2 separate regions of the Homo sapiens genome follow, and region 2 is linked to region 1. Evidence: read pairs that join two places in POLR2A ChIA-PET (ENCODE). Cell type or tissue: PC-3. All regions are shown on one strand. Each heading gives the region's core, and the rest is flanking DNA. Links, peaks and the distances in the headings are about the cores only.

The links. Peaks named below come from ENCODE experiments on the same cell type or tissue, not always from the same donor. Only the 100,000 strongest peaks of a DNase experiment are listed, where the experiment ranks them.
Region 2: POLR2A ChIA-PET joins it to region 1 with 5 read pairs; 5 of 35 experiments call an interaction of 5 or more read pairs at or near these places.

Annotation. Positions count from the first base shown.
Region 1 is chr21:15,050,507-15,055,893 of GRCh38, reverse strand. The region is part of intron 1 of NRIP1 (nuclear receptor interacting protein 1); the gene reads left to right. Among named protein-coding and RNA genes, the nearest start is that of NRIP1, 12 kb to the left of the region's middle. In PC-3, for the core only: no CTCF peak of the experiment used is centred there; no DNase peak of the experiment used is centred there; H3K4me3 peaks cover 3,069 bases; H3K27ac peaks cover 3,534 bases.
Region 2 is chr21:15,498,334-15,503,720 of GRCh38, reverse strand. No RefSeq gene overlaps it. Among named protein-coding and RNA genes, the nearest start is that of USP25, 230 kb to the left of the region's middle. In PC-3, for the core only: no CTCF peak of the experiment used is centred there; no DNase peak of the experiment used is centred there.

The DNA.
Region 1 (5,387 bases), core at 142-5,141:
TATCTTCCTGTAGTTTTTGTTATTGCTGTTAAGTTAAAATGCCCAAAACAGTTACTATCTGCATTTTACGGAGGAAGAAATTGAGTCCTTAAGAATTTAAAGACGTTTTGAAAGTCATTCAGCTAGCAGTTGGGTAGACCTAGGATGGTCAGTCAAATCTTGATTTATTTCACACTTTTTTGTTTATTTTTGTCAAAGCAGTCTCAGAAAGAGGGGTTTGTGTACCAGGTGTTAAGGAATAGTTAATAACCTTTGGTGATGGATCCCGCAGTAAAATCCAAGCTAACCCCACAAAGGGATCTATAATAATAAGAACTGGGTCTTGAGACATGAAACGAGAATTGGCTGGCTGCATCACTTTTGTTCTAGTACCTTATTTTCTTCTCATGGTCTTCATAAAAGTCTTAGGATTTGTTGAATATTCTAGTACTTGAAATGTAATTTCCAGGCTGAGAATTTAAAAAAAGAATAGTACAGTTATGTACATGTTCATGCAGTGGCATTGTTTTACATGTTACGTACATTTGGAATTTTATTTAAAAAGAAGTAGGGAGACTTGCTATTTATTTGCAGACAAAGAGAGCCAGATACCTTTAGTTGACCAGAACACTCACAGGCCAGCTCTACTTTTTACTGATGAGTAGTATTCCAACACCATTAATGTAGGTGGTTGGGTCTGTTGGTTCAACTGGAAACATATCTCAAAGTTTATGGACCCCATTCCTCTATTCTCTTGAGAAAGGTAACAAATAAGATGAGGGGGCACTGTGTGGACCAGTGGTGATAATGTGCCATGAACCAAGTGCACGTTGGTCTACACCCCTAGAAAAGAGAGCAAGAGAGAAGAAACCTATGTGTAGACCTTTTCATGGACCACACACTGGCCACGTTCCTGATGTTGGTGAAACAAATTGGAAAGGAATATTCTCCCTCATGGGACAGTGGGCAAGGGAGTTTGTAGGCTTACTTCTGTCCCCAAGCCTCTAACAAGATCAGATTTTCTTTCACAGTTTTGTGTACGCCCTGATTGTAAAAGTTAAACTTGTGTTATAGCTGTTTTCCTTGGTAGAACTCCATGAATAGGAGCTTATTCATCAGTGTACTGTTGGTCCTGTAAGTGTCTGGCACACAGAAGGATGTCTATAAGCATTTGTTAAATTGAACTGTACCAGTCCCAACCACTGGCAAAATTTGGCACAGCAGTAGAACCTTTATGTATTTATGCATAGCAGTTGTTAATTATTATGTGTAACTTATGAATAATGGAAGCTCTTCCACGTTTTTTCTTTAGTCTGTTTAAATTAGGACTTTTAAAAGGAACAATATTTTTTCCTTAAAATGTATCTTCTTCTTTCCAGGCATACTAATTATGAGGGAAAAAGTGAAACTGACTGTTATTGACATTATAATTAATTGGTACTTGAAATAATTTGTTTTGTAATATTACATTTCTTCAGTAATACGCAAATTATATTAGAAAACGTTTAGCAAAATCTTTGGGGGCAACATTTTTTTTGTAAGGAAATGAATACAAATATTTCTGGAGCCTACTAGGCAGTTTCCTTAGCATCACTTCCTGTAGTCAAAGGGACCCGCCAGCTGGGCACACTTAACTGCCTTGGATTTGACGGCTTGGTAAGGTGGAAATCTTAACATTTCACATCCAGAGTTCATTTTGGTGTGCAGTAACCTTAAAAGTTAAGAGGGTATCAAGAACAGTTGATGATTCAGAACTTGGTAAGTTATGGGATTAAGTAGTATATGAAGCCCATCTATGTTTTAAAAATTAGGATTTGCTCTTCACTGAAGGTGAATTTCCTGACTCTTTTCTAAGAGTCATATTCAACTACATTAATAACTGCTGGTAAGAGACAGAAAATAAAATTATTTTGAAATGGAGCTCAGAGATTTCTAGACGAGAAATTTATTTTAAAATGCTAATAGAAAATAAATTATATGGATATATATTTATAACACTGATTTTTAACAGATGCTCTTAAAATAACTTTAACCTAGTTTCTTGCTTTGTGAAGACAAAGTTGTTTGTTGTTTCTTTTTTGTTTAACAAAGGTAACTTCATGAGTATTTGACAGTATATTTCTTTTGGCTCATATTTCTGTGTATTCACCTGCTTGTAAATCATAGCAAAAAGGAACAAGCTAATGGACTAATATATGAAGTAAAAGGGCAGAAAAATGAGCACATTTACTATTTATGCACTGTGTTCTACTGTGTGCTTTCCTCCAGTGCTTACTTATCCTGAATTCCTGAACAATTTTTTCCCTCATTGTTCATTAGTGTCAGTCGGTATGTTATAGAAATGTGTGAATTTCTATAAATTAGTTGTGAGTGTGAATTTCCCACTGTTGGATTCCTCAGCAGACACCCAAACTTAATTTTTATTTCATGAACTAAAAGTTGTAGCTAAGGCATGACATCTGATCAAAATTAACACTATTATCCTTTGCAATGAAAAGGGTGAATAAAACTAAAGTTCCTGGTAGTTGCCCCTGATACAAGTGTTTGCTTAGCTTTGACCATACATCTATCTATTTATTTTACATTTTACACATCCATGGGTATTCCTCCCGATAATGCCAAGGAATGCTTTCCTTTGCAGGCATCATTCTAACAACACAAACACATTCACTGTGAATTTTAAACTCTCGTTCTCTTTTTTCCTCCTTTAATAAATTATCTCATTGAGATTATTCATTGTTTTGGCAGTACTCTAAACGATCTTGCTTTTGCAAAATCATTGTATATTCTGTTTAATGGCATGTTACTTTAAAACTGTAAAGTTTAGGGTTGCTAAAGGCAAAAGCTGACAATATTTGTTAATATTGAGAATAGGTAAAAATGGGCCTTTGGGCAGTCAACAAAAGTAAAATTAAAATCTGACTTTAAATCTTTTGAAAATCTAAAATTAATATGGATTTCTTTATACCAATCAGAAATTCAAATTTTGTTTTATGTTACTGATCTTTAAGTTGTTTATGTGTCACAGTGAGAGTGGTAGGAACCTTTTTTTTAATTGTATGAAGTAAATGGAAGGAAAAATAACAGTATACATCACTGTGGTAAAACTATCTTTAATGATAGCATGTTACTTTGGACTACGTTTTGTTTTATTTTACAGTGAATTAGGAAGTGTTTTTCATTGTGTTTTTTGGAATTCTGGTAAATGTGAGCAGCAATTCATATGCATATAGGTGTAAAAAAGACGTATTTGAAAAGATATGCTGCGTGAATTTGTCCAGTGAGGATAAGTAGCAAGTTGTAATTACCTTCTGTAGTTTAAGTCATTGGCTGTATTGAATACTTCAGTGAAGTATCGCGGGGGAAAACTGTGGTTGTACATACTACCTTGTGAGTGTTGCAGGATTTAGTAGTTCTCAATGACCATTGTTACTTTTAAAAAGGAAAAAAAGTAGTGAGGGGATAGGATAGGAAGTTTTGATGTGTGGGAGGGGAAAGGAATCATTACTTCTCAGCTGCTGAAGTCGCAGTTTATTTTGTTTTAGGCCTCTTTGCATAGCATATTCTAGAGGATGGCGAAGGATAATACTTCGGGGTGAAAATGTTAGTATCCTTAACATACTTCCGGGTGGTTTAACTATTAATCAGAAGCACCATGGAGATTAAAGAATTGGAGCTAGGGATTAGATAGGTTTTAGTGAGGCTTTGCCACGGAAAAGCTATGAAATGGGTGAGTCATTCAACATCTCCTTGCTTCAGTATCAGCGTTACTTCGAAAGTGAGGTTTTACTTTCAAATGTATTGAGTATCAGGGTGAATAGAACTTAGGGCTGAGAGGATGTCCCTTATGATTTTTTGAGCTTGGCATTTAATATTTTACAGCAAAGTTTTTAGCTTAACATAATTGAACTTGTACTAGATAGGGTTAATAGGCTAGAACAAAAGGTCAAAGCATAAGGCATTAGGCTTAATTAAGGGAGAGCAGGAGTGGCAGGAGTGTGTGACAGTTAAATGGGTTTCCCACAGACTAATGTCGGTTACAGTGCAACCATGCCTCAACTTAAGTGGGTTATTTTGTGCAAAGGGCAGCAGTGATTAGCAGTTTGACATGCCAGACACTTCTGGCCAATCCCATCTGTTTTAGAGGTTAAAAAAGCACACCTTTATGAGCTGATGGATTGATTTGTGTGCCCGTCTGGTAAAGATTAGAAGTCCAAGGCCAATGCAGTAAATGTCAGTTATAGAGTATTATACTTTCTTGGTTGGCTCATTGTTTTAACCGTCAACTGTTTTATAATGGGGGATAAGTGCTGTTTATGGTGTTGAATGCAAGATAGGTGGGGGAACAGGTGAGGGAGGAAGAAAAATATTTCCTAGATGGACTTGTGAATCAAAATATTCTGTAGCAGGTGTTCACATTTTAAATGGAGTGTTTTTGACCTGTTCCTTACAGTTTCAGTCACATTGTTCTTTTCTGAGTGTTATCTGAGCAACACTGCCAGTCCAGGATTTAATTTTGCATACAGAATTGGTAGGTTTGTTTATTTAGGTACCTCTTTTTAAAGGTGTAATAATTTTTTATTGACCACCTGAACAAGGGAAAATAAAATGAAAATGACACACACACGCGCACACACACACAGAGTTCTGTGTTCTTTTATGTGGTCAGTCAGGTGCATGTGAAAAGGAGACCCAGGAGGGGCTCAGGAAAACAAAGTTTATTATACTCATGAGTTCTCGGAGGCACAGCATGCCATTCAGGGCCACATGAGAAAGCCCCAGTGTTGGTCTAGGGGCCAAAGGGGCAGGAGCTAGAAGAGAGACCGGGCTGCAGCCGTTTCTGGAGTATCTGTGGGAAAGGCAAGGCAGGGCGGGTAACCAAGTTTAGGATTCGCTAGTTTGCATTAGCTGTAGGTAAATGCTACTGCTACTACTACTAATAAGCTATAGGTGTGTAATAATAGTAGCTTTGAATAAGTTATAGGTATACAGGCTCTAAACTGTAAGAGTGATCCCTAGTTTGCCTGGTAGATACCAGGCAGGGGAATATTGCCTCCTGGGTGTATGGGTCAGGTAGAGGAGGTATCGCTGTGGATTGTTTAGTTTGCATGTGAAAGGCACGCTGAGTCCTTTGCCTTCTCTAAGCGTTGGCTGGCCCCTAGAGGGGCAATCTCTTCCCAGCCAGAAAGGAGTCAAAACCATCATAATATACAGAAAATAAGAAACATAAACAATACACACATATGTACTTGCTTTAAGGGTAGGATTTACTGTGGTCACGTGAGTTTGAAGTGTGTTTGAACTTAGACTCTAACCTATTTCTTTCTTCATTGAAAGTTGTTAAGTGCGATGCCATTAGTATAGTTCATTTTCAGTTCTGGATTGTAGCTCATTTAAAGATACACAAA
Region 2 (5,387 bases), core at 280-5,279, 450 kb before region 1:
AGTTTCATAAGTCTCATGTAGCTACTGTTTAGGGGCCCCTTATCTTAATTCTTGTGCTATTGAGTGTACCGTGGCAGGGAATCTCAAAGATGGCCCCAGTGATAACCTTCTAGGATTCATGTCCTTCTATAATCAATCCCCTTCCTTCTCTTGATTATGGGGCTTCTAATGAATAGAATATATCAGAAATGATGATATGTCACTTCCCTCATTAAGATACAAGAAGATTGTGTCTTCCATCTTGGATGCCTTTTTTCCTGTCTTTGTCTCTCTCTGTCTTTCTCTTTTTCCTTCTCTCTGTCTTCTCTTTCTTAGGAAAAACAAGCTATCAAGTTGTGAATAGCCCTATGGAGGAACCACATAACATGGCAGTAAAATCTGGAGATAACCTTGAGCATTTGAGGGCTGCCAAAGTGACACAAGTGAGCTTGGAAGTGGATCCTCCCCGATTTGAGAAGCTTATACCCCAGGCAGACATCTTTACTGAAACCTTTTGAGAGACATCAACCCAGGGGTATCCAGCTAAGCTGTGTCTAGATTTCTAGTTCACAGAAGCTATGCAATTATAAGTGTTTCTTTTTTAAAGCTGGTGAGTTTTGGGGGTAATATGTTAGACACTGCTGGATAGCTAATACATTCCCAAAAGTATGAAATATAATGACCTTTTAATAGTAATATTTTATATGTAATTTTTATACATTTTTAGGTAAGGCTACATACTAGAATTCTCTTTACTATAGTTTCTGTGCTCCTAGCTTGTCCCTAGTCTCATCCTATTCCCATAGTCTAGCTTTGATGTGTGGATCACGTGTATTCAGCCTGACTTGATCAACACATTTTTCTAGTCTTGTCTAACATCTTTTCAATGTTCTTAACAACCCCTGTCTTTTTTCTCTTCTCAATGTCAATTAGAATATACTTTTTTCCAGTCTGCCTCTAAATCTTTAGAAATATTAGAAAGAAGAATAGTATATATTTATGATCTATAGGTGTGCTTGAGTAAGTCATGAAGTTTAAAATGACAATTCCAATCGTTGGCTAGGTCTTCAAACGCTTCAATCAGCAACGGAGTGATCCTTTGGTTCCTGTTCAGAATCTGATGATTTCTCATCACCCAGAAAATCCACCACCAGTTAACAGAATTATACCAATAGCTTCTGTATTGTTCTTCTTCCTTCTGCTCTTACTTTTTGTTATGACCTTAATATGATGTTCCCTCAAAAATTCATCTTAAAACCCAGTCAACAAGGTGCTGGTATTAGAAGGTTGTGCTTCTGAGAGTGATTAGATCATAAGGGCTCCTCTCTCATGAATGAATTAGGGTCCTTTTAAAAAGCTTTGAGAGTGGGTTCTCTCCCTTCCATCTTCTGCCATGTGAAGACACAACATTTCTCCCCTCTGGAGAATGCAGCCCTCAGCAGAGAAACAAACCTGTCTTGATTTTGGACTTACCAGCCTCCAGAACTGAAAGAAGTAAATTTCTGTTCTTCATAAGTTACCCAGTCTCAGGTATTTTATTATAGCAGCACCAAATGAACTAAGACACTTTCCTTCAGTCTGTTCTCAACATAGAAGCCAGAATGATGCTGTTAAAACAAAGGTCAGGTTATGTTTCTCTTCTGTTCAAAACTCTGCTACAGCTTCTCATTGCACTGAGAATAAAAGACATTAGAGGGCCTCAAAGTGTCTTCTAGCCCCAATTTTGTAATCCTATACTCCATGAACTCCTTACCTACACCACAAGGGCTCACTTCATTACAGCCAGGCTGTGCTCATTGCTAGTCTCCCACTTTCCAAGGACACGGTCACTTTTGGGCACTTGCTCTAGATATTTCCACTCCTGGAATCTTGTTTCCCCAAGTATGTTCTTGGCTAACTTATTACTCCTCTTTCTAGCCTTTATTTACAATTTCTATTTACAGGGATTTACCTTGACCCCTACCAAATATAGTAACTCCTCATCCCCTGCTCCAGCCTTCAGAATTCACCAGTATTTATTAACTTCTAACATATTAAATAATATGCTTATTATTTATTGCATTTATGGCTTATTAACTGTCTCCTTCCACAAGACGATAAGTGCCATGATAAAAGGAATCTTTGTTTTGTTTACTGTTGTATCTCAATCACCTAGACCATTGCCAGGCACATAGTAGGTACTCAATAAATATTCATTGAACTGAACTGTGAACTGACTTGAATGGATGTGCCCTTTTAGCTCTCAAAATGTGAAAAGAAGTAACAAAGTATTAATGATAAGTAAGTAGAAATGCTGAAAAAGTTATAGTAATGGAAAACATTCTGGTAGCAGAACCCTTGTTTTCTCTCAAAATAACCTGATGCAGCATATTAACAAATAGGGACATGATTTATTCATCGCCATTTGCAACATCTTGATTGACAAAATTAAATTGTTTTGTAGATGCTTGATACACTCAGAGACCTCTTCAATTTCTTCACTGTTCTTTCCTTGCTAATTTTTCTTGTTTTCTTTAAAAAACTACAGGCAAGTAAGCAAAATTCTGCTCCTTTGGCAAATAATTGATCACTTGGCCTCTTGAACTCCTTCATGGACAGTATGTCTCTACAGGTTTACTAAGCATCCTGAGCTGGGTGATGGAATTAGAGAGGGATTTCTTACAGTAAACCATGAAAAGAAAGAAAAGAGTCAGTGCTGCTTATTTTGGCCACAGTGCAAGATGAAATAGAGAACCAGCAAAAGGCACTTTCCAACATCACTTTAAAGAGTATATATTTCACTCATCTTTGTCTCAAAGGAAAAAAATGCTTTCCAACTCACTCTTCCTGTTGCTGTTCATATTAGCATTAATATCAAATCACAGATTGGAAGTGGAAAGACATATTAGGTCTCTGATTTTAAATGAGAAAGTAAATTATGAAAATCAAAATCAAATTCCTTTGCACTTAATATTAGCTAAAACATGATTAAAACATCATAGCTCAATTCCTTTCTAAAATATTGTTATAATGAAGATTTATGTATCTAAATAAAAATATTTCCCCAACCTAGCTTGAGATCTAACAATTGTAAGTAACCACATCTAATACAACCAAATTCTAGAACAGGAGTTAGTCAATTCATTACTTTTTTTTGTAAATAAAGTTTTATTGGAACACATCTGTGTCCTTTCTTTTATGTGTTGTCTGTGGCTGCCTTTGTGCTACAAAAACAGAGTTGAATAGCTGTGCAGAGATTGGATGGCCTACAAAACAAAAATATGTACTATCTGGCCCATTACAGAAAAAAAATTGCTGACTCCTGTCCTAGAAAAATAAAACATTGGTGCAGTTCCTTATGTTTCATCACACAGAAGTTAATCTCCATGTTCACTTCTTTCATTTAAGAGGGAAGGAGAACTTGGAGACATTTCTGAGTTTCTGAGTCTGGAGAGATAGCTGGAATTGATTAGGAAAAGATAGAATTAACTACTGGCTCACATGAGTCTCTCAGGCTGGCCACACTCATGGCTTCCTATAATCCCTCAATTTTCTTCCAAGTCCTCTCACTAAGCGCCTGAAGCACACGAGTCTCCCTTGAGATGCTTACTTTTAACAGAAGTGTTTAAGTTTTCCATCATGACCTTGCCTTACCTCTCTCCTCTATCGATCTTCTCACTTTAGATTGTGGCTGGTTGCACGTGTCCACTGATTTGGCCTCAATGCATTCTACAGCTCTGGGAACTACTTTGTCCTCAGCTGCTGCATGCCCCAGTTCTGCCTCTTGGTCTTGATTGTCAAGCCTTAAACATGGGTAACAGTTTCCAACTTCTGATTCTTAGATTTCCGTCTCAGGCTACCCTTTATCTTCTGCTCCCTAATCAAATGAGAGACAGTGACTGATAAAGAATTTAGACAGCATTTTGAAATATTTAAAGAGTCATCTGCAAAAAATAGTAGGAACTATAATTACTTAGTCTTAAGGAGAGAAGGTGAATAGAAAATTACGGCTGCTAAATTCTTAAATTCCACAGCTGTATTTCATAGGAAGAAAGAAAATCATTGATTTGTATATCCATGGATACACAAATATGAAAAAACCTGATAAACATGAAGAGTGTGATAAAACAATAGAACAATATGTGCCAGGAATCACAGAATTTCCAGGATAGAAAAATTCCATAAACAAGGTAGATATCAATTTCTTTGGTTAGTCAGGTAGATATTGCAGTTTACATTCAGAGGCCAATATTGATCATCTATAAATATTTCTTCTAAGTGACTGAAGCAATAGCTCTTCTGTCATTTTTGTGAAGACGTGGTCAGAGACAAAGCAGAAAAGTCATGTTTTATAACATTTAAAGGAAACAACTATCATGAAAAAATATAGTTTTAAAGCATAAAATTGTACTTTTTTTTAGCTACTCAAACTAGTCTTCTTCTTTAAGGCATTTGATCTTCAAGTTGCACTAAGAAGGGGTTTCTTTATGCAAATATAAAAATAATTTTCTATATTTTATTCAAGTACTTTTATGGTTTTATATTTACATTCTAGCATTTAATCCATATGAGATTTATTATATTTTTGTTTTGAGATAGGAAGCTGAGTCTTCTTTTACCAAGTATGTATGTGGCTTTTCTGACCCCTTTGCTGAAGACTTCATCCTTATTCACTGATTTTTAAATACTGTCTTCAGAGCATCTCTAATTCCCTTTGTCATTCATGGAGTCTACATAAACCTACTTGACTGTATAAAACTTCATATGCCTCTAACACTCAGTTCACCTTAAGAGGTAGTATATTCTTACTATTTGTTATGGCAGGTCTTTATTCATCTTTTCGTTTGAAAGAATTCAGGCTACTGTCCTATCTATATTCTTGCTGATCAGCTTTATAATATATGTCATCCAGTTTTGTAAAATGTACACATTGCACACAGTGTTTATAAATACTCTGAAAAAAATTATTACAGGCAAAAATTAAACTGGTAAAGTTGGCTGTCTCAAGGAGGAGGAAGGAAAGGAGGGTCATGAAGTTTATGGGACCTGTTTACTGTGAGAATGGGGCTAATCATCTGACTCAGACTCAGGTGTCAAAGAAGGATTTTTAAGAGTAGTCATTTGTATCTGACTCAGACTCAGGTGTCAAAGAAGGCTTTTTAAGAGTAGTCATTTGTGGAATGGACAGTGCATTGGGCTTCTAAGAGTAGTCATTTGTATGGGATTTGAATACAAATAGAAATTGGTTGATGTGAAGAAGGAAAGGAGAATATTTAAAATAGAGGAAAAAATCATATGTAAAGTGGTGTGTCTTCAGAGGACTGACTGCTAACTATTCAGAATGGTTTTAGTTCTGGGGAGTGTCTGAAGATTTGGTGACATGTTTGGGCAAGAGTCATATTATAAACAGCAATTATACCTAAATCAGG